4 separate regions of the Homo sapiens genome follow, and regions 1, 2 and 4 are each linked to region 3. Evidence: chromatin contacts called from ENCODE Hi-C or POLR2A ChIA-PET data. All regions are on one chromosome and are shown on one strand. The core of a region is the stretch at or near the end of the contact, and the rest is flanking DNA. Distances in the headings are between cores, read along the strand shown. Region 1 overlaps RAD51B (RAD51 paralog B). Region 2 has its middle 200 kb from the start of RAD51B-AS1. Region 3 overlaps RAD51B (RAD51 paralog B). Region 4 has its middle 180 kb from the start of RAD51B-AS1.

Evidence for each region. Hi-C counts contacts between places; a loop is a spot of excess contacts on that map. ChIA-PET counts read pairs that join two places held with the same protein, here RNA polymerase II (POLR2A). Pooled maps may share reads with other maps.
Region 1: a loop to region 3 is called in a pooled map, with 2.4 times the contacts of the local background. The contact joins two enhancer-like sites. A Hi-C loop is called at or near these places in 2 of 168 maps with a recorded cell type or tissue (B cell and dorsolateral prefrontal cortex), 11 of 37 single-sample maps with no recorded cell type and 9 of 50 pooled maps. POLR2A ChIA-PET finds 5 or more read pairs at or near these places in 1 of 52 experiments (CD8-positive, alpha-beta T cell).
Region 2: a loop to region 3 is called in a pooled map, with 5 times the contacts of the local background. The contact joins two enhancer-like sites. A Hi-C loop is called at or near these places in 3 of 37 single-sample maps with no recorded cell type and 6 of 50 pooled maps. POLR2A ChIA-PET finds 5 or more read pairs at or near these places in 1 of 52 experiments (activated CD4-positive, alpha-beta T cell).
Region 4: a loop to region 3 is called in a map with no recorded cell type, with 12 times the contacts of the local background. The contact joins two enhancer-like sites. A Hi-C loop is called at or near these places in 2 of 37 single-sample maps with no recorded cell type and 6 of 50 pooled maps. POLR2A ChIA-PET finds 5 or more read pairs at or near these places in 2 of 52 experiments (activated B cell and naive thymus-derived CD4-positive, alpha-beta T cell).

What each region holds. Positions count from the first base shown.
Region 1 is chr14:67,929,994-67,935,460 of GRCh38, reverse strand. All of the region lies in intron 7 of RAD51B (RAD51 paralog B), which reads right to left. Among named protein-coding and RNA genes, the nearest start is that of RAD51B, 110 kb to the right of the region's middle. Within about 2 kb of position 1,305, at least 10 of the 41 ENCODE cell types and tissues checked have a DNase peak (open chromatin) inside an H3K27ac peak, as active enhancers do.
Region 2 is chr14:68,479,884-68,485,971 of GRCh38, reverse strand. It overlaps a transcript of RAD51B not described here. Among named protein-coding and RNA genes, the nearest start is that of RAD51B-AS1, 200 kb to the left of the region's middle. Within about 2 kb of position 1,816, at least 8 of the 41 ENCODE cell types and tissues checked have a DNase peak (open chromatin) inside an H3K27ac peak, as active enhancers do.
Region 3 is chr14:68,206,536-68,212,285 of GRCh38, reverse strand. All of the region lies in intron 7 of RAD51B (RAD51 paralog B), which reads right to left. Among named protein-coding and RNA genes, the nearest start is that of RAD51B, 390 kb to the right of the region's middle. RefSeq lists enhancers at 1,078-1,357, 1,528-1,727. Within about 2 kb of position 1,330, at least 16 of the 41 ENCODE cell types and tissues checked have a DNase peak (open chromatin) inside an H3K27ac peak, as active enhancers do.
Region 4 is chr14:68,502,926-68,508,271 of GRCh38, reverse strand. It overlaps a transcript of RAD51B not described here. Among named protein-coding and RNA genes, the nearest start is that of RAD51B-AS1, 180 kb to the left of the region's middle. RefSeq lists enhancers at 1,183-1,746, 1,747-2,310, 2,283-2,342, 2,311-2,874. Within about 2 kb of position 1,376, at least 20 of the 41 ENCODE cell types and tissues checked have a DNase peak (open chromatin) inside an H3K27ac peak, as active enhancers do.

The DNA of each region.
Region 1 (5,467 bases), core at 56-2,555, 280 kb after region 3:
CCCAGGAGGTGAAAGCTGCAGTGAGCTATAATCGAGCCATTGAACTCCCATTTGGGCAAGAGAGCAAGACTGTCTCTGAAAAAAAAACTTTTTTAAGAGTTGTATTTGTAGAATTGGCACTACAAATCCATCTCTAGCATACAACTGGTATATCTTCTGGTTATCTTTGAAAGTGCACCATATCTTACACTCAAAGTAATTGCCTAATCATCCTCACATATGTAAAAAAAATCTTAAAGGATGGTCTTTCTGGCATATCCAAAAATTAACTCTCTCCAAAAGGATTCCTATACAAATTTATCTTATACCAAGTACACTATAATTAGTCAGATTTATTCATTCATTTAACCAAAATTTATTGAGCACTCACCACCTGCTAAACACTGAAACTACATAAATAAATTAAATTAGAAACAGACCCTACCATAAAAGAATTCATCACTGTGGAGAAACACAAATGCCTCGTAAACAGGCAATATGATAGTGTGCTATATAGCAGAGGAGAGTATGGTGCTGTCAGGAAAGCATTCAAAGTCAGAAGCCTAAATTCTACAAAGAGCCAGGAAGGCTGTAGACTATAACCAGGAGACACCTTGCTGAGGTTTCTCATCTGATCCTACCATTCGTTCAACGTATGGACATTCCCCCCCATCAATAAGAGTCAGGGATGGAACAACATGCTCCAGATTCCTCAATAATATACACTCCCTGCCCTCAAGGGGCTAATTTTCAAAGTATGTCAACTAGAGTACTCCAGAAACTCTTTTCTCTGATAGGGGAATGAAATAGAGAATACGAAACAAATAAAACTAAAAATAAAAGGTATTATTTCATGTATTATTTAACATACTCTACAGGAAGGGGGTCAAGATTTTAAGTTGAGATATTTTAAACTCCCTTTAGCTATCAACTCTCTGAGGGTAGAAACAGCATCTCGTATCCTCAGCCAGAATTCCTAATTCCCATTAAATACGTGTCAAATAAATAAAGAAATGAAACAATGGTAAGCAACAAATGCCATAAATACCACTTTCCTGAGCTAATTACTGATGGCATTTTACTACTTCCTTCACAGTACGCCTGTTTACTTTCTCCTTTTCTCTTCTCTTGCCCTCCCACTTCTTTCCTCTCTTTTTATCTTTATCTCTTCCTTTCTCTCCTATTTGAAATCTGCATCTTAAAGACTGCCACCAGCTGCTCTCACAGGCAATTGCTTTGCTAAGTAGGCCACAAGGATCCTAGTGAGCAATGGAGTATTCACAGTTTTCTAATTAAAAGATGCCACCTAGTGGTTACAGTTCCCTTCATCCTGATTGTACCAGGAAACATGAAAGTTAAGCAGTATTAACAAATTCCAGGTCTTCTGTGGTGCCAGCTTGGTCTAACGGCAGCATCAGATACAATGAACCCATTTCCTTTCACATCTACAACCAAGCTGTCAGAAGTAACTGATGTTGATAGTCTACGAAGCTTTGTAGTCAGGTGTATATTGACTTTATTTATTGCCCTAAAGTAGACAAATTTGTTACTTCAATTCTGGTAGAATTAAAGGTATAGGCATTGCCTGACTCAGCAGGAGCATAGAGGTAGCTTCTGCTCTTCCTGAACTCCTCAGCAGAGATGTATTCAAGGTGGCTAACTAGAGAGATTGGACACTCACCCTCTCCAGAAAGAACCAAAATTACTAATATATAACCAAAATAATCACACCTATAATAGAACATCTAGAAGAGAACACTAGTGTCCAACAGGATCTAGTCACAGGAAACACCTGAGGCAAAGAAGGAGAAGGAAGCAAGTGACCAACTCAGCCAAGATCAGCTATGAGCCCCAAGGGACTCATTATCATAGGGAAGGGTAAGTGAGAGAACCTTAACAATCCATGTCCCCACTGTGGACTGCAGCAATCCAAACCATGGGAGAGCTCCTCTACCCACACAAACCCTGATACTAGCAAGGGTGGTGATCTGGAGACCCACAAGGGCATTGCACCAGACAAGGAACTCATGCTGGGTCAGTCACACCCCCAAGGCCTAAGCTGCTACTGCAGAGCACTACTGTGAGAGCACAGCTGTCATAGGACTGCATCCTGACCTGGAAATCAGAGGCCCCATATCTCCACATTCTGGGATCTCCCACTAACAACCCCAGTGTTGACTCAAATGGCTACAGCAGCATAGCACTGGCTGGACCCAAAGGTGCTCCAGGGTCCCCAGTATTCTAGCCCATGGAAAACACTACTCCTCAGGGAATGGTGCAGTGTACCAAAAAGTTACAGTGTACCAAAGGTGCATTCTACCGGAAAGGCAGCACAAATTCTGTGCTCAAGCTCACAAGTGGAAAGATCTCCTCCCCTTCTCTGCATATTGCCATAGCAGTAGCTGTCACTAGGAACCCAGATGGGTAAGCATAATAGCTGTCTGGAGCTGGAAGCAGTGACCCTGCCTGCACCAATGGAGTGGTCTCTGTGCTCAGGTTTACACATATACAACAGGAGCCTCTCTCCTCCTCTGCACACCACTACAGCCGCTGCCACTGCTGCTATTGCCAGGGGCCAGGGTGGACAAGCCGGAGGAGCTGCCTGTCTGGGGCTGTAAGTAGTAACTGTGCCCCCACTGGTGGTGTGGCCTCCATGCTTAGACTCATACGTGAACATGGGGCCCCTCCCCTCCTTGGCATAGCAGTACAGTACTGTTGCTGCCAAGAGTGGACAAGTCTAAGAGCTGTGTGTCTGGGGCTGTGGATAGTGACCCTGCATCACAGCCACCATCAACATTAGCACATACTGCTTGGGACCCAGAGGGTCTTCTCCTCACTGCTGCTGCCACTACCCACACCATACCAAATTCCCAGGGACATGAGAACTTGCTCACCTGCCCACCCCACCTCTGCCACCACCACCTCAGCATCTGAGCAAGCCACCTGGGGAGCCAAGAATTGAACCTCTTGGTCCCACTAAAACTAGTGCCACTGCACACTGTGCTGGGGCCTAAGAACAAGTATGATCAGCCCACCGCTACCACCAATAGGGCCCAAAAAGTGGCCTGCCTAGCATCCCTGTCCCACCAAACTTCACTATAAGCTCCACTAATAACCACACCATAAACCATGGAGGAAATCACAGATAACACAGATATTGTTTATAGCTAAAGAAATAATACAGAGACTACACAACTGAATGCACCCAGAATCAAAGCCAAAGAGCCCACCCAACTAGCACCATTGATACATCTCCTATGAAAGAAAATCCAAAAGCAGGAGCTAAACATTGGGTACACATGGACATAAAGATGGGAACAACAGATGCTGGAAAATACATGAGGTAGGAGGGAGGGAGGAAGACAAAGATTGAAAACTACTTATTGAATACTGTGCTCACTTCCTGGGTGACATGTTCAATTGTACTCCAAACTCCAGCATCACATAATATAACTTTGTAACAAACCTGAACATGTACCCCTAGAATCTAAAACAAAAGTTGAAGAAAAGTTAAAAATAAAAAAATAAAAAATTTGAAGAAGCAACTATTATACCAGGTGTGCAGATGTCAACACAAGGATATAGAAAACATGAAAAAGCAAAGAACTATGACACCTCCAAAGGAACATAATAATTCTCCAGCAACACATCCCAATAAAAAGAAATTCAAGAAATGCTGGGCCGGGCACTGTGATTCACGCCTATAATCCCAGCACTTTGGGAGGCCAAGGCAGATGGATCACCTGAGGTCAAGAGGTCGAGACCAGCCTGGCCAACATGGTGAAACCCATCTCTACTAAAAATACAAAAAATTAGCCAGGCGTGGTGGTGGGCACCTGTAATCCCAGCTACTCAGGAGGCTGAGGCAGGAGAATTGCTTGAACCCGGGAGGCAGAGGTTGCAGTGAGCTGAGGTTGTGCCATTGCCCTCCAGCCTGGGCAACAAGAGCAAAACTCTGTCTCAAAAAAAAAAAAAAAAAAAGAAATCCCAGAAAAAGAATTCAAAATTATGATACTAAAGAAGCCCAATGAGATACAAGAGAATTTCAAAAAACAATACAAAGAAATCAGAAAAACAATTCAGGAAATAAAGGAGCAGTTTACCACAGTGATAGAATAAAAAAGAAACAAACCAAAATTTTGGAACTGAAGAAGTCCTTGAAAAAATACAAAGTACACTCAAAAGCATCAACAATAGACTAAACCAAGCAAAAGAAAGAGTCTCAGAACCTGAAGATGGGCCTTTTGAAATAACCCAGCCAGGCAGGACGCGGTGGCTCACGCCTGTAATCCCAGCACTTTGGGAGGCCAAGGCAGGCGGATCACGAGGTCAGGCGATTGAGACCATCCTGGCTAACACGGTGAAACCCTGTCTCTAATAAAAATACAAAAAAATTAGCCAGGCGTGGTGGCAGGCTCCTGTAGTCCCAGCTACTTGGGAGGCTGAGGCAGGAGAATGGCATGAATGCAGGCGGCGGAGCTTGCAGTGAGCTGAGATCGCACCACTGCACTCCAACCTGGGCAACAGAGCGAGACTCCGTCTCAAAAAAAAGAAAAAAAAAAAAGAAATAACCCAGGCAGACCAAAAAAAAAATTGAATAAAGAATAAAAAAGAATGAACAAAGTCGTCATGATATATGGGAAACCATAAAGCAATCAAATATATAAATTATCAGTATCCTCAAAGGGAAACAGAGAACAAAAATGCTCAAAAACCTATTTAATGAAATACTAGATGAAATTTTCCCAAGTCTACCAAGAGATTTAGACATCCAGGTACAGGAAGACCAGTGATCCAATGCGAAAGGTCTTCTCCATGACACATTGTATTCAAGCTGCATAAAGTCAATGACAAGGAGAAAAGTCTTAAAGCAGCAAGAGGAAAATGTCTAGTCACCTACAAAGGAGCCTACATCAACAGGAGACTTCTCAGCAAAAACCTCACAGGCTAGGAGAGAATGGGGTTATATATTCAAAGTGCCAAAAGAAAAAAACTGCCACCCAAGGATACTATATCCAGCAAAATTATCCTTCATAAATAAAGAAGAAATAAAGTCTTTTCTAAGCAAGCAAAAGCAGATGAAATTCATCACCACTAGACTAGCTCTTCAAGAAATGCTCAAGGGAGTGGAAAAAAAAAACACACACACACACAAAGTATACACACAAAAATATAAAACTAACTGGTAAAGCAATACACAAGTGAAAAAGCCAAAAAATTCAAGTGATACCACCATAGAAAACCAGCAAACAATTAACAATATGAAGGAACAAAACCTCAATAATAACCTTGAATATTAATGGATTAAATTCTCCACTTAAAAGATACAGACTCTCTGAATTGATTTAAAAATGATCTAACTATATGCTGCCTACAATCAGTGCACTTTACCTGTGAAGACACATATAGACTCAAAGTAAATAAATGAAAAAAGATATTCCACACAAACGGAAACCAAAAGTGAGCAGAAATACCTACACTTATATCA
Region 2 (6,088 bases), core at 567-3,066, 270 kb before region 3:
AGTTTTCCCCCTAATCCTCTGGTTGATGCATGAATTCATATAAAGCACAATTTCTCTGACTCATTTGAAATAGGGCAACACCACACGTGACTAGTCGTCCAAAAACCATCATGAAGATTTGTGAATAACTTCCAATAAAGAGCTTTGGGCACTAAGAACACAATTGGCAAAAACTTGATCCAAACCGAGTCCTTCACTTGTGTTTTAAAATCTTAGTTTGAAAGTTATTTGGGACTTCTTAGTCAAGAATCTGGACTTTACAAGACCTGAGGGTGGGGGCTGGAGAAATGCAAGGATCAGGGATAGGGACAAGGGATCCTTGCAGGGGACAGAGAAGACCTTGGGGGTTAATGAAGAGAGAATATCTTCCCACTTGCTTGGTCAGGGTTCCTCAATGGAAGCTCCTCTTGCTTCTGCTGATGTCTGTTTTTTTTTGAAAAGGAAGTAACTCCAAAGACTGGTGGAAGGAGGAAAGGTAGCTGGGTCCCATGGTGGGAACACAATTTTCTTTAGCTGAGAGAGGGATTTTATTTTCATTCCTCTTTTCATTACACACCTTCCCTAATCTTCTGTATATTCTTAAATAAATCTCAACAGCTCTTCCTTCCCACTCACTAGTCCTATACCTCTGTGACTGGGCACTTTAACAGGGTGAGAAGTAAGATCCTGGAGTCAGGGGCTGGAGGTGAGCAGTGAAAAGAGATGCCTAGGCTGTGAGGGTGTAAGGGGACCAGGTCTACAGTTATGAGCAAGAAGCAAGAGGGAATGAGTATGCTTGCAGTAGTCCAGTTAGAGGGTGTAAAGCATGCCCTGGAGTTCATCACTGTCTTGCCCTCTCACAGCCCCTCTAGGAAAAGCTGGCCTTCCCACACCTCCTGCTGCTTGGGCAGCTATGTTTTCAGCGACTTCCTTATCCAACAAAGGTTTGGTTAGCCAGTGACCAATGATGTTGTCTGAGACAAAACACTAAGATAAGTCCGAGCTAATCAGATTCTCTCTTCAGAATTTTAACCAAGGAAAAAAGCCAATGGGAACTGAAGTTGAAAGGCTAAGAGAGAAACACAGGGTGAGCCATGTGCAAACTGAAGTTTTGAGTAAATAAACTATAGTATGCAGGACAAAATCTGCTGGGAGAGTGAGAGTAGCCCTGGGCAGACATGTAAAGAAAAGCAGAGACCCCAGGATAATGAATTCCCAGGGCTGCCTCCCCTCCAGAAGGCTTTCCAATTCTGCACCACCTATATCCTTAACAGTATGTGTCCCCTTTTACCGGAGATAATTGAGACTCCTCTTCCCAATGAAAATAGCCCAACTGGGCCAGGCACGGTGGCTCACGCCTGTAATCCCAGCACTTTGGGAGGCCGAGGCGGGTGGATCACGAGGTCAGGAGATCAAGACCGTCCTGGCTAACACGGTGAAACTCCGTCTCTACTAAAAATACAAAAAATTAGCCGGGCGTGGTGGTGGGCGCCTGTAGTCCCAGCTACTCGGGAGGCTGAGGCAGGAGAATAGCGTGAACCCGGAAGGCGGAGGTTGCAGTGAGCTGAGATCGCGCCACTGTACTCCAGCCTGGGCGACAGAGCAAAACTCTGTCTCAAAAAAAAAAAAAAAAGAAAAAGAAAGAAAATAGCCCAACTGTAACTAAAAGTTTGTACAAGTTTCATGCAGGTAGGTTGAAAGCTGAATTATTGTCTGAAGACATTTGCTTTAGGGAGAGTGAGTGGGCTGGCTCTCAGCAAACATGGCCTACCACCACAGCTTACTTGGAAGCAGCTTGTGTACTTGAGATTAGGTTTTAGGCAGGAAACAGGGTGACCTAATTTCTCCTTTGTTCTTATCACCTCAGGGTACGCGAAGTCTATGTTTGAGACCTGAAGAAAGGAAGTCTTGGCATCTACAAAATACTGGTTTGGTCTGAGAAAGTTAAATCCCTGTTAAGTCACCAAAATCCAGGTCCACAAACCTCTCTGAGGAAAGCTTTAAAACATGATTTTTTCATTGGTTGAAAGGAGCAAAGAGGTGTGGTGGTCATGTTGGTTCACCAACAAGAACTGATGAATCATTTGTTATCTCCCATTTCAAGGCTCAGGAGGGCTAAACTGGAAGGAAAACCAAAAGCAGCTCTTGTCAATATGAGACCTCCTTCATCTCTTATGTCCTCAGCTTTGGAAATGCCCCCAGGCAAGGCTGCCATCAGCACTTGACTGAAAACACATGGAGGCAGCCCATTCAGAGCAGGAATTCATTACTGAAAGAATAATAAGGGAAAGTTTCTCTCTCTTGCAGGGAGAGCTGCTTTCTGGAAAAGTCACAGGGCTTTGAAGGAACGTGCATCATGTCTGGTAACAAGCGGCAGAATGGAAATGGAAGGGCACATTTCCAAAAGTCTTTTCACACAAGGCATGATGGTCTGGGGTCACTCAAACTAGTTGTTCTATCTTGAATGTGTCATTGAAATCAGGCCATGGCTCCCTTGAACCCACTATCCCTTCCCAGAGTTACTTGTGTCTGAAAGCTCTAGGGGAAAAGTACCCAGAGTTAACTGGTCTTTCTTGGCTACCCCTCTATTTCAAAAGGTCACCTGTGGACTAAAATAGGCTGCAAAACTGTTTGGTCTTCCTGAACACTACCCCATAAATCTTTGATGTATGCCAGGTAATCTGAGGGAAAGGTATATACAAGCGTGAATATGGAAGAAGGAAACATTTGCAAGCCCACTGGGTATAGCTGTGCATGCCAAACATTACAGGTGTTCACCAATATCCAGTTCCCCTTTCCTTCAGAACATGGAGGAAGTGGTACCTTCCTGCCTCCTGGAAGTTAGGAGTGGCTGCATGGCCAGGAGAGTAGAAGGAATGTATATCATTTTTTGAGGGAAGGACTTAATTATCAGTGCTCAATCTCTCTCTCTTTCTTACTTTCTTCTCTCTCTCCCCCATCCACCTTTCCCTTCCCCTACTGTGGCAACTGTGGCAGTGCATGTTAATACTGAAGTGCAATATTGAGTCACACATGGAGAGCTTGTCTGGAGAGTCTCAGACATGCATGGATTTTGCAAGTCACTGAGATTTGGGGGGACTGTTTGATAGGGAACAAAACCAAATGTGTCCTGACTTATGTCTAGTGATTTAATGGTTTCCTCTCCTCCCAGATCTATTTGGAGTTTTGGAAAATATGTGTTCCATCTGAACCCTGCCCTCACCGAAATTCAGAAGTAGGCAGTGTGTTTTCTCTCACACTTAGGATGTTTGGCTGAGAAGTGTGATGAGTGCCTTCCCTCCATTTGTGCAAAAGAAGCCTCTTTGAATTCTGGAGTGGAATGAAGAAAGTCCTTTCACAGCCACAGGATAAAAGTGATGGTGATGATATTGAAAATAAAACATGGAAAAAATGACCCTTCCAAATGGTTCCAAGACCAGTTTTTAGGCTAGAATCAGATATTTTGCACTTCTCCTTGCCTTCACTCACTTTTCTCCCATTACCTAATCCTTATCCTCCCTTTCCAGAATTCTCATTTGGCAATCCTGGTTTTGCTGGACAAACTTTTACAACCCTGTCTCTGAGCAGTCATTTTGCTTTGTTCACAACACACAACCTAAAAGACATTATGCACAGAGTTCAAGGCTCTCTGGGTTAATCCAAAATGTTCACCCTGTAGGCTGACGGGGACCACACATTTCTGAATCTTCACCAGGACTGCAATACCTTAATAGAATGGCCAGAAGGCTAGCAGGATTAGGGAGACAAAGTTGAACTTTGATACACACACACATACACACACACACACACACACACCCCTAAAATATCTCTGAATTGCATCATTAATTACTTTCAGTAAAAGTAATTACTTTCAGTAAAAGTAATTAATGATACAAAATGCCACACTAGAATCTCATGGGTGGTACCAGCTTGGCAGATTATCAGCTCACGGGGAAGAATGCTACCTGTGTCCTTCTTTCTTGTGAACATTTCCTGGGGCAACTTTCCTGTGCATGTCTTCTGCTCCTTAAAAATGGTGACATGATAAGGCAGTGATGGAACCTCTACTATATTCTGAGCATCACTGCTCAGAGTAGAAGATCAAACTACTAGCATTGTTCCTGGTGATTCTTTTATTTAGAAAATATTCACTGAGTTCTTTACTATTGTGTGTGTAGTATTATGCTGAGTACTTTAGTGAACTTAGGATGAATAAGAGTTGTGAACAGAAATATTACAGGGCAAGGGATGAAAGAGAAAAGAGAGTAGAACTGCCTGAGTTCAAATCCACATTTCATCCTTTCTGGTGACAAACTGAACCTCTCCTGCTTCAGTTCCTCATCTGTAGAGAAGGAATAATACAAAATTCTACCTGTAAGATTACTGGAAGCATTAGAGAAGATTGTGTATGTAAAGTGTGTGTCAGACACGCAGCAAGTGCTCCATATCAGAGGCAGTGCTTACGTCCTGTCCCTGCAGCATGGTTTGTGGTGAAGGCCTGGAGGGCCTTGGGCAGGAGAGTACTGTATTGGTTTGTCAAACACTGGGTATAGGGCACTCTCTTATTGTTTCTTGGGGTCAAAAAGGTAGTCTCAAGGAGGAGCCACTTAATTTTTGACATTTGGAATTAGGATATGTTTTCCTCTTGCTTTTTTCAGACACTTTTGAGTGATCCATTTTAATGTGTGAACAATGTAGCATTTTTTTTTTCGTGGCAGACAATGGAGGTGAAGAGAGAACAATTAGGAGTTGCAGAGAACAGACAGCATCTTGCTCAATGTAAGGGAGGAAAAATAATATATTTTCCTCACCTATCTCAAGGTTCGTGGCTGAGAGCACTACAAGAAAACACAGATTAACAAGAGAAAAACATATACATTTACCTTTTTCTTGTTTTAAACTGAAAGTACCTACTAAGTGACTCAACCAAAACCAAAGAGCCTTTTATGACTTCACCATGGACTAAGAAGGGGTTCTCAAAAGAGAGTGCAGCCCTCCCAAATCCAGAACTACCCCCAAAGAGAGTCAAAAGAAATATACAAATAAACCCCCCAAGAGCTGGCAATACTTGGTAGGATAGCTGGAAATAGGGTGCAACCCACATTTCTGTCCAGCCGTATTCTTGAGTTCCCTCCCCTGAAGTTGGTTGGGGAACTCAAGACAGCTTGCATGCCCCAACAGGGAGAAAATCAAACCAAGTTATCAGGACAGAAATTGAGAAAAACAAGGAAAGAGACAGCAGTCCCTGCGAGGGAAAGGATCAGTAACAAACGAGTACCTTAAAGCCAGATTTAGTCAGAGAGTCACAATATAGACATTTTTTTTTTTTTCCTGATAATCTGAATTTGGGAAGGAAGGGACAAGGAGAAATTTCTAACGTCTCTCTTGACCAAGCACTACAGACAGAGATCTGGGAGAGCTGACTTTGATAAGAATTCTAATTTTTCCAGCTTTTTGTCAGTTGCCCCAGGATCTCATCTGCAAGATCCAGAATGAGTGGGGTGTCTCAGTCACCCCATATTGGGCACCAGAAACTGTAGGGGAGAAAAAGTAATATCTTGCATGAACGCATTGCAAGGTTCATGGCCAAGGCCCCCATAACAAAAGACAGATTTACAAGAGAAGGCCGGGCTCACACCTGTAATCCCAGCACTTTGGGAGGCCGACGAGGGCAGATCTCCTGAGGACAGGAGTTCGAGACCAGCCTGGCCAACATGGTGAAACTTCATCTCTACTAAAAAAAAGTACAAAAGTTAACCGGGCATGGTGGCACATGCCTGTAATCCTGGCTACATGGGAGGCTGAGGCAGGAGAATTGCTTGAACCCGGGAGGCAGGGGTTGCAGTGGGCCAAGATCATGCCACTGCACTCCAACCTGGGTGACAGAGCAACACTCCATCTCAAACAACAATAACAGCAACAACAACAAGATTTACAAGAGAAAAGCATAAAAATTTATTTAACGTAAGTTTTATGTGACATGAGAACCTTTAGAAATGAAGACCTGGCTGGGCGCGGTGGCTCATGCCTGTAATCCCAGAACTTTAGGAGGCTGAGCTGGGAAGGTGGCTTGAGCCTGGAAGATCACTTGAGCCCAGGAGTTCAAGAC
Region 3 (5,750 bases), core at 81-2,580:
TGGCTGACCTAGTATTCAAACCCAGTTCAATCAGATTCTAGAGCCAAACTTCCAACCAAGTGCCATATTATCTCCCTTTTTTACTAAATGGCACTATTTCATTGTATGAACTGTACAGCTTGGGTCCAGTCCCAGCCTTGCAGGCACAGAAATTTGACCTTGTCAGTATCCCAGAGTTGAATAGACTTAGGCATGATGCCTTCCCCTGACGAAGTTCACAACAAACTGGTGGAGCAAACGAGAATGCCAATGTGTTGATTTACAACAGTTATGTATCTGTCATACAGACCATAACAATCTGACCAGAGCATTTTTCCCTTTAGAGGGTTCTACTTACAGAGGCAAACTGTAAACACAAGACATCATAATAGGAGGCATTTGCTATAGAACTTGAATGTTAAATTGAATTTCCAACAAAGAAGGACTTGCCAGTGACACTGAAACTTTGAAGACTACCAACATTCACATTTCTATGGACAGTTACTGTGGGTACAGGGCACAACCAGTGTTTGCCTCTGGGTGCTTCTGATGTCGACCAACCCCCTTTCTGACACACTGGTGCATTACTTACGTCTAGGCCAGTCTTTGGCCTAGAGACAATGACTTTCCTTAGGTGACTTTCCACAACTATGCTCTGATATCTGATGGTTTTATATATTAATTTATTTCCCAACCAAGTTGTTGAGTAACCTTCCCCACCATATCTAGTCTACAATCTATAATATAATTCACTCTGGCCTAAGGCCTTTAATTCATTTAAGAAAGCTAGGAGCTCTCCTACTTTCTTATGTTTTATTTTTCTTTTTTCCCCCTTAAAGCCATGTATACCATATTCAGTTGGCAACACAAAAGAGGTGCTACAATAGTGAAGGTGGTACAAAAACAGGACCTGAGATGTTCTTTTCATTCTTCTATCTTCTCCAAACATTGGTTTCAATGGGGAAAGCGGGTGGAGGGAGGGCAATGTGATTAGAGAGATTCTTGCAGGCAGGGAGCAAGGCCCTTGAACTAAAAGTGGAAGTAGCCTTATATTCAGATAAATCAGTCACTAGGCACTGGGTGGGGAGGGGAAAGGGTCACAAAGAATGTTCTGAGCTAGGCCACTTAATGATTTTAGACATGCCTACCTAGGAAATGCACCATGTGGCAATGCTCTTGTTCTGACCACAGCACATTAGTCAGAGAAACATCCTCAGAGAGAAGATCAAGGAAGACAAGGCACATGTTTGAGTGTGGGAACACAACTGACACTAAGTGAAGCTTGACAACCTGAAAATGAAAGTGACTGGAAATGAAGTGAAACCATTCTGTTAGTAAAGAATGGAATGCGAAAATGAAATGAACATTTTAAATAGAGCACACTGCCCTTCATTTTACTTGGTGACTCAGCCTGGGAGTTTCTGTAATACATACAGAATTCTGTTTGGTGAAGTGACCTACTTGCTCTTTGTGGGCGACCATATCGTGAACAGCTGGGGAGTAACTCACTCCACGTCAACATGATACTGATCACAAGCGCATTTCCTTGCTTTTGCAGAGTGCAATGGAGATTTCAAAGCACTTCTTCCCAAGTATTTTCTCCTTTAATTCTCACACAAACTCTGTGAGATTGTTGTCCATTTTGTTACAGGTAAGAAAACTATTTTAAGTTCAGTGTTTTTTCCATGATACTACAGCAGTGGCAGTTACTACTAGAGCTCATGCAGAATTCACTGAAGGCCACCAAGACACAAGACACACACAATGGTCATTCCATCACCCTTAAGTAACCTAAGGCCTGGTCATGTATATACATAGAATGGTATGTTACCATCCCTAATATCTTTAAGATCAAACCCACATGTACAAGAACATTTTTAAGGTAGTCCTATCTATTTGGCTCCAGAGTATTTGAATACTGCAATATAAATACTGATCACCTTTATTTGCTTCAGGCATGGTGTATAAAAATTGTCATCCCATTGAATAAATCCCTTGTTACCTGGTCTCAACGTTCCTAACTATAGAACTATTCTAAAGATATTCCTGGCTGGGTGCGGTGGCTCACACCTGTAATCCTAGCACTTTGGGAGGCTGAGGCAGGTGATTACCTCAGGTCAGGAGTTAGAGACCAGCCTGGCCAACATGGTGAAATCCTGTCTCTACTAAAAATACAAAAATTAGCTGGGCATGGTGGCGTACGCCTGTTGTCCTAGCTCCTCAGGAGGCTGAGGCAGGAAAATCACTTGAACCCGGGTGGCGGAGGTTGCAGTGAGCTGAGATGGCGCCACTGCACTCCAGCCTGGGTGACAGAGTAAGACTCTGTCTCAAAAAAAAAAAAAAAAGGTATTCCTAGAGTATGTTTCGCTCAGACTAATACAGCCTGATGAAATTCCAGTGCCAAATAAGGAAAAAGATCGTGTGCTCATGGAGGAATATTACTGCCTGGCAAGAAGCTTCCTTTAATACCACTTAAAAAGATTAGCAGGAGGAAGAAAATCACGATTACAATAAAAGAATTATCACTAAAATTTCTCAGTGCAATTCCTTTCTTTGATGCCTAAACACAGGACCTTCTATTCTAGCAAGATGGTAGTTAAGGCATGTGTATCCGAAGGGCAGGAGATCCCTAAGTGGGTACAGAATATCTTACAATCATCTTCCCAAAAGTAGATTAAAAGTGGACTGGTGCATTTTTCAGATCTAAATATTCTCCTTTCTCTTCGCCCTCACTTCTGCTCTTTTAAATGTTGGAAAAAAAAATGAACAAGGCAACAAAGAAAATTTTAAAATGCTCATGGAAAAACTCATCTTCTAGAAGGGAATCTTAGTGGGAGGGACAATTCCTCTCAGAGAGTTATCAGTGAAGCTGTGAAAATATGAGGCCCTGGAAGCCAGAGGTGTCACCCAACAAGGCTGCAGCAAGGACAATTAGCAATGGCTGCTGTGCCCTCTGTCACTGCCTCAACTTAGAAAGGATGTCTTTGTCAGCCTCAGGATACTTAGCATGGTGCCTACCTCACAGAGAGTTCTATAAATAATTGCTGAGTGAAATCAGATGAAATGGAAACAGTTTCAACATGTCCCAAAAGTATTAGATACTTGAGTGCTAGAGTGGAATTGTTCTCTATTGGAAGAAAAGAAAAAAATATACCATTTTGAGTTGCAAGTCTTCAAGTCTTGCAATGTGAAGGATGACAAAATCTTCCTGATCTCCAAACTGGGTCACCTATCATGAAAGAGGAAAGCACTTCTGCAAAGTGCTACACCCTAGAAAACATCTTAAACCACTCAACAAAACAAGATTTCACCTCAAGGGAAGACTATCGAAGATCTCCACAGATTCCATTCAATTCAGTAAAGATTTCACTTTCAGATTGCCCATAGAGGTTGCCTGTGGGTGCTGGCTACTCAACTGCTGCTGAGCACAGTGCAACTCTATCATAATGCAGCTTGTCATCCCACAGATGTAATATCCACTAGGGTATAATATATAACCCCAATGAGTTTTACTGTTGAATAGAGATGCTGTAATGTATGGTGCAGCCACAGACCTGCATGGAGGGTCAGTTAACCTGAGTTCAAGCTCTATCATTTTCCAGCTGTGTCCAGCATGGACACATTTTATCTCTCTGAGCCTTGGTGTTTTCCTGTGGAAAGCAAGGGGCTTAAAGCAGATAACCTCAAAGATCCTCTCTAGCTTCTAACATTTGTAATATTCCATGACTCTGTGAAGAAAAGCAACTAAAATTAAACCCTTTATTGTTTATATACTGCATAGAAAACAAGTTGATACATCAGAAGGTCACACGGACATGATCCTGTTAGAAAAACCAGCCCTTTCTGTGGCTGAAAGGAATGAGAATATCTTGGCTTTCAAAGTGGGCAAAGATTTGGTTTGGACTTCTCTCCAAAAGAAAGCATGTCTCAGCAGTCAAAATGATGCCAGTAGCCACAGGCTGGGTCATTGCTTTTAGTGAGGCCCAGCAGGCACAACACAACTTTCTTAATTACCATTACTATAACCTTTACCACACCTTGTTTTTCTTGGGGACTCTCTTGGTCAGGTAATCTGGGTTAGATCCAACCCAATTTATAAAATTTGAGGCTTTTCCCACTGTAGGTAAGATTACATGCTATTTTAAGAAACCTCTTGGGGGATGAGGAAATATGTTGTTTTTTTTTTTAAATATTATACTGTATATCGATTCCAAATGCTAGCTGAACTTTTAAAGAAAAACATGAGTTTCCCTAAAAATAGCCTGTCTACAATGCCTCTTAGACTTGGGCACTTTATACACACAGTATAACTTGCTTAGCCTGCAGTTAGAAATAAAATAATATTTAGTGAACACATTTAAAAGGTTAAGAAAAGCTAAATGTAAATGTCCCCAAAACATTAAACATTAATTAACGTGAGCTGACTTGTTATTTAAAAGTTATATTCTCAAAAAAAAAATCTCAAATGAGTTCCTAAATCCAGATTTAAAAACCTTTGGTAACCAAATATCAAATCCAAAGGCCCAGTCTCGGTCTTCAATTTTCCTTGACTATTCTGCAGTATTGGACTGCTGGAATTCTTTCTAATCCTGACCACCATGACTCTACCTAGTACTGGCTCCCCTGCTTCTTTGACTTCACTCTCTACATCTCTTTCCCCAGGCTATTCTTAATTTATCTCCTTCTCCTACCATAACTTTTTAATGTATCACAAAATGCAGAGACATCCTCTGCTCTTTTCTCTTTTAGTATCTTTTTCTTACAGTCTTGCCTTTGGATTTGGCAAACTCTAGATGTATTTTCTCCTAACTCTGTGTGGATGACTTCCTAATCTTAATCACTATGCTTCACCCTGTCATGTGAATTTCGATTTTCTATCTTCCCCCACTGCAAGCTGAACATCTCTACCATTTTGCCTTATTATTTCAAATTCAGAAGCCATGTAAAACTGAATTGGGCAAGTAAGAAACCTGTGGGAATGAATTAAAATTGGAGATATCAATGAATCAATTCATGATTTCTAAAATATGCATATATGCATATGTAGGTGTATATGTGTGTGTATTTATATATATATGTATGTGTGTGTGTGTGTGTATTTTTCCCCAAGTTCACTTCACTGAAAGAGCCAAGAGCCAAGATACCTCAATAGTAATGAGCACACCTATGCCCAGAACTTAGTCTTTAACACTATTTCCACCAGAAAAGAACTGGGGTGGCCGGGTGCGGTGGCTCAAGCCTGTAATCCCAGCACTTTGGGAGGCCAAGGCGGGCGGATCATGAGGTCAGGAGATCGAGACTATCCTGGCTAACAGGGTGAAACCCTGTCTCTACTAAAAATATAAAAAAATTAGCCGGGCGCGTTGGCGGGCGCCTGTAGTCCCAGCTACTTGGGAGGCTGAGGCAGGAGAATGGCATGAACCCGGGAGGCGGGGCTTGCAGTGAGCCGAGATCGCGCCACTGCATAACCGCCTGGGTGACAGAGTGAGACTCCGTCTCAAAAAAAAAAAAAAAAAAAGAACTGGGGTTTCTTGGGAAAATGGGTGATTTCAGAGCTTAGGCAGAGTAGGTACAAGGTGTGCCTAGAATAACTTATGCCAAAAATCAAGGAAGTGTTAAAAAAAAAAAAATAGACGGTGGAGATATGATACCAGAACATACTGGCTAAATCTGAGACAGTTTATATACCAAAATGATCTGGTACAGTATCAACCACTGAAAAGAACAGTGGATTCCATGACCAGTACAAACTGGTAAGAGATGCATGTTTG
Region 4 (5,346 bases), core at 127-2,626, 300 kb before region 3:
TCTCCAAGTGACTAGATGTTGTGAATTGCCAGAGGGTGGCAGAGGACTCCAACCAAGCAGGGACCAAGTATAAAGCAAACTTCCATCACCATCAACAACTGGAGCCCTGCACTGGACCAGAACAGAGCCTGGGAAATGACCCCATCAGCATCTTTGGGTCCCCTCATCATGGAGACTCCCCTCAGAAATAGTCTTCAGCAGGGTTAAACCCTTGGCCAGATGGAGAAATAGCACGACACCTCTGGCTTCTGCTTCCCAGGGAGCGTGTAGTGGATCCCCTGGCACCCTCTGCTTCCGACGGTACAAAGGTTGTGGGTGTAAACCTCAAAGCTCTGTTTTGTCTAGACTTGGTTTCCGGGTGGGTTCAGGCTCTCTGCTCCATGGAACCCAACAGCCAGGAGATTTGTGCCACTGCTTCCTTGAGTCTAGACTGGCGGAGGAGCAGGGGCTCATGACTATAACATGAACGTGAACCGTGGATCAAAGTGGGTGTTCAAGACAGCTGATTGGACAAGGTCCTGAGCTATGCTGAGGAGTGATGCTGGCACTTTGGTAATGCAGTGGAATGGAATATTCCATGGTTAATTAGCAGTCACTGAGTGTCTATTGTGAGCTGGTCACCATCTGGATGAACAAACTGGCAAGTAGACTCTGAGGAGGTCACGTGCCCAGGAGTTTGTTTAGAGAGTGCAGTTTCTTCTCATATTGAGGTGTGCAGAATGTTCGCTTACAGGTGTGTGATCATGGGGTTGGGTCAAACTCCTCAACTTTCCTATGGAATGCCAGTCCTAGGACCCTCTGCAATCTGAAGCCCTCACACAAAGAACAGAGTATTTATGTCAAACTCTACCCTTCTGTGCTACCAAACAAAGCTGAGCCAGAATAAAGCAAAGTGAAAAAGCTCATAAACACTTCCTGGGGCTGGGCTCACAAAGTAAAGCTCAAAGAAGAACAAGCCAGATGCGTTTCAAACCCATAAACACACACGAGGACACCCGAGCTGCCACTGGCCCGAGCAGATTGGGTGCTAAAACAGCACTGGAGCAATGAAGGAGGGGGTCATTCTAAAATTAGAGCTCTACTTTCTCTCCCCTCTGAACATATATGAGTGGAATTATGGATTAATATTGAAAATTGATTTCATGTGTACTTCAAGAGCACCTGTGCGGTGATGCCCACACTCCCTCCCCACCCCCTCCACATACACACTCTCCCTCAACTCACCCCGGAGACCTAGAGCTTTTGCTACCAAGCACATCTTGTGTCCTGTATAAACAAGGGCTGGTAACTAGTACAGGAAATGAACTTCACAAGCATTGAATGTGTACCCACCTGTGGTATGGGGAGTTGCCAGATTTTTTTCTAACTGAGAATGTTCACAGAATCTCGAAACTTTCTTTCAGCTTCCCCCTCTGCACACTTGAGTGTGGGCGCCTACCATGTGTGCACACATACCCAAGCACAAAATTTCCCTCAATTTCCCCCAAGACATATCAACAATGAGATGTGCCCATACATACACGGGCACACAGCCAGCCATTCCCAAACCTTCTCCTTTGTCCCCCCCACCCGCCTTTCAATGTATAAATGAGAGCGCCTAGGTGTGCTGGTGCTGCCCCTCCCTGCCTCGGACACATGCAGAACTTTGCGCCCACTCAGCACGATCCAGCACACAGGAGCTGGGGAGCCAAGGATGTTTATATTCCCACGTGTGCACCGGCGTGCACGCACACATGCACGCGCACGCACAGCCACATTCCAGCTGGCCCCAGTACAGCTGTGACAGGCCTGGGTCTGTTTGCCATTGTTTTCCTTCGCCTCTAACAGGCGTTCATGCAACAGAGAGGAGGTCGTGAGAGGTTTCCACCACGTTTTGTAGCATTTACCCCGAGCCTGAGTGTTGGGGAGGTGGCTTTTGAGAATGAGCTATGGGTGGCAGGGTGGAAAGCAGAGACAAAGGCATTCCTTCCCATTTCCTGCCTGAGCTTCACTCGCTAATGTGCACTGCTCTGGATTGTTCAGAGATTTCTTTATGTGTCATCCTGTCTGAAACCTGGCTGGGAGGACGGAGGCTCAGCTAAAGAATTTCTGGAAGTTCTGTCTCAAGGTCCTGCTTTGTCACCTCTTATTACTACAACTGTTCTAGGCCCAGGCTGCCTGGGGGCACACTGTGTCCTGAAAGCCTGAGTGGCAGGCCCCAGCCACATAAGCAAAGACACATTTGGGTAGAAACTGAAGGAGATAAAAATGGACCCCAAGTGGCCACTATCCCTCTAGGGATTTTGGCCCACAAGAAAAGCTGGTATATAAAGAATTCCCCACCTGACCCTCAGCAGCAGTGAATGTTCTAATGATTCCCTCAGCAGTACATATGCAAAGTGGATACTGTCTTTGCACTGACAATAAGATTGGCTAATCTGGCTGGGCGCGGTCGCTCACGCCTGTAATCCCAACACTTTGGGAGGCCGAGGCGGGCGGATTTCCTGAGGTTGGGAGTTCGAGACCAGTCTGGCCAACATGGTGAAACCCCATCTCTATTAAAAATACAAAAAAGTTGGCCAGGCATGGTGGTGCATGCCTGTAATCCCAGCTACTCGGGAGGCTGAGGCAGGGGAATTGCTTGAACCAGAGAGGTAGAGGTTGCAGTGAGCCGAGATCATGCCACTGCCCTCCAGCCTGGGCAACGGAGCGAGACTCCGTCTCAAAAAAAAAAAAAAAAAAAAAAGATTGGCTAATCTACAAGTTCATTTGTTATTTCTAAGAGCCAGATGGGACTTAATGCATCTAAGACACTAACAAACCCAGAGTTCTTACTGTGTGGATCTGGACAGAGCGGGCAGCTGACAGATTTCTCACTGTGCCCCACTGAACTGTGGCAAGGGACTGGCTAGAAATACATGTACTTTGTCTGCAGCCATTGCTTGCAAACTACCCCACTCACCTCTGTGGCAGAGTCCTTTCTTCAAATAAAATCTTACTAGAAAGCCCAGTGTACAAAACTGATCAAAACAGTCTCTCTGGTTACAGGGATGAATTAGCTGTGTGTGTGCGGGCATGGGGTGTCCCCATCTGCTCCTGCTCCATCCTCGTGCTCCCTCCATCTATACTTCAGGGAATCTCCGTGGGGTTCCTTGGATCCCAGGTTGAAAACTGTTATCACAATGCAGGCCCCTTCTTGTAACAATTGTCAAACTTCGTACCCAAGAAAACACGTAATGACAAAGAGCTGCTAGGAATTTAACGGCCTTTCAAATTCGCCTGAGTTTTACATACTATGGATTTCAGCTGCTGCCCATGTTTGGTGTGGCACTAAGAGTTATGGACCCCTTGCTGAAACGCCCTGGCCTCTTGCAGGTCTGCAGTTCACAAATTAGGAATAACTGTACAGAAATTAAGAACAAGAAATGAGACTGGGGTCCCAGATGGAGCCACACCATCAAGTGTGTAGATTGGGCTCCAGTGTCTAGTGAAGAAATTTGTGCTTAAATAGTATTTGGCAATGGAGAGCCATTAAAAAGCCATATGCGATTATTACTATTAATTATTTTTTAAGCCAGGAAATGAATGATTGAAAATGAACTAGCAAAAAAAAAAAAAAAAAAAAAAAAAGAAAGAAAAAAAAAGGATTACTCCTTTGCAATTTAAGTTTCCTTTCCCATCTCTAGCTGTCTGAGCTTCCACATCCCAGTCGCAGAGTCCACTGGGAGAGTTTCCCTCCCAAGCATCATGCATGGGCCCAGCCCAGACACATTTCTCCAGTCTTCATGATCAGAGGCACTGATTGTCTGCTGTGGCATTACCTAAAGTGAGTGGTCCAGCTCAGGCTTCGGCACCCTTGTGACTGAGCAAACTCATTGATGTACACAAATGGAAACCATGCCTAAATTAAAGAATGTGCATATGGGTGAACAAAGAGGGGATTTATATGGTGTGCAGGCCAAAGTGGAGGCCTGATTCCTTGGTTTTGCCCACCTTCTTTCCTAGACCTTCAGATCCCCCTACCCCTAAATATGTCAATGAAGTCCTTGGTTTCAGCTGCGGAGTCAGGAAATACAACTGGAGGTAGCATGGGATGCTGGCCTGGAGAGTCATTGCGCCCCGATCCAGCTCTGTACTCTGCTTGCCTTGGGGAGAATTGCTAAAGCTTCTGGTACCGGAATGTGTCCATGCCTAAAACGAAAGGTACTATTAACGTGCATCTACCGACTTCAGAAGGGGCCGTAGGGATGAAGATGTAATTAAAGCCTGTGAGCACTTCGTGCTTCTTGATGAAAGACAACACCACCACCGTGAAGTTTTATTATCTACCGACTCTGTTTTTAAAATGATTCCAATTCCTTTCTGTTTTTCCTTTTGGGGTCTGCATAAACTTTGTTAGCTATTAATTTCAAAAAAGTCCTCCTTGCACCTCAGAGCAGGATTTTATTTAGCGCCTCAGAGAATTTCTTTCCATACTGCAGACCCTCAAAGGATTCCTCTTGGTCAGGGTGGAAGAGGCCTGCGTGTGTTCAGCTGCTGAGTTCAGTTCAATTTAATAAATATTTATGGAACATCTACTAACATCTTCTTAGCCCTGAAAGGCAGGGCAGGGCTGAAACAAGTAGGAAAGGTTGTGAACTTTGGAGCCAGGCTGCCTGAGGGTTGAATTCCAGCTGACACTTCCATATGGGTCCTTGGAGAGCCTCTCGTCACCTCTCTGAATCTCTGTTTGTCACCTGGAAAATGGAGATAACCCCATTCATCTCCCAGGGTAAGGTAATAAAAAGATAGAAATCTAGTGAGTGGTGGGTAGGCGCTCAGTGAGGCCTTGCCGCCTTCTCTGTAGCATCAGCCTCTGGAGGAGGGGGAAGGGAGATGCCTCCTCCTCAGCTGTTTCTCCTCCCTGAGGCCCTCTGTCTACTCCTAAAGGCTTGTCCATCCATTTTGGAAAGAATGTCAGCCGGTTAAACCAGTGCTTCTGAAATGTTCTCATGTCAATTTCTCCCATGCTCCTGGGCGGCTCATTTCCTCCACACACACCCTCCTCCACCAAAATACCTCCAAGGCCTCCCCATCATTACGCCCTCCACCCTCCCTCCAAATCCATTCCCAAGGAGGAGAGAAGAGCTTTCCTATTCTTTTGAGAGAGCACACAGTGGAAGTGGCTTTGCTTTGTTGTCTCCACTTCAGAAAAGATCAAACTGCAGGCTCCATGAAGTGTCAGTCCTCCAAAGGAGCTTCAGGTCAGAGGGAGGAGGGGTGAGGCCAGGCAGGGTAGGCTGAGGCTGTCCCAGAGGGACCAGTCCAGGCAGAACCAACACAGCCTTCCAAGATGCCCTCGCAGGGGCCCACATCACCCTGGATCTA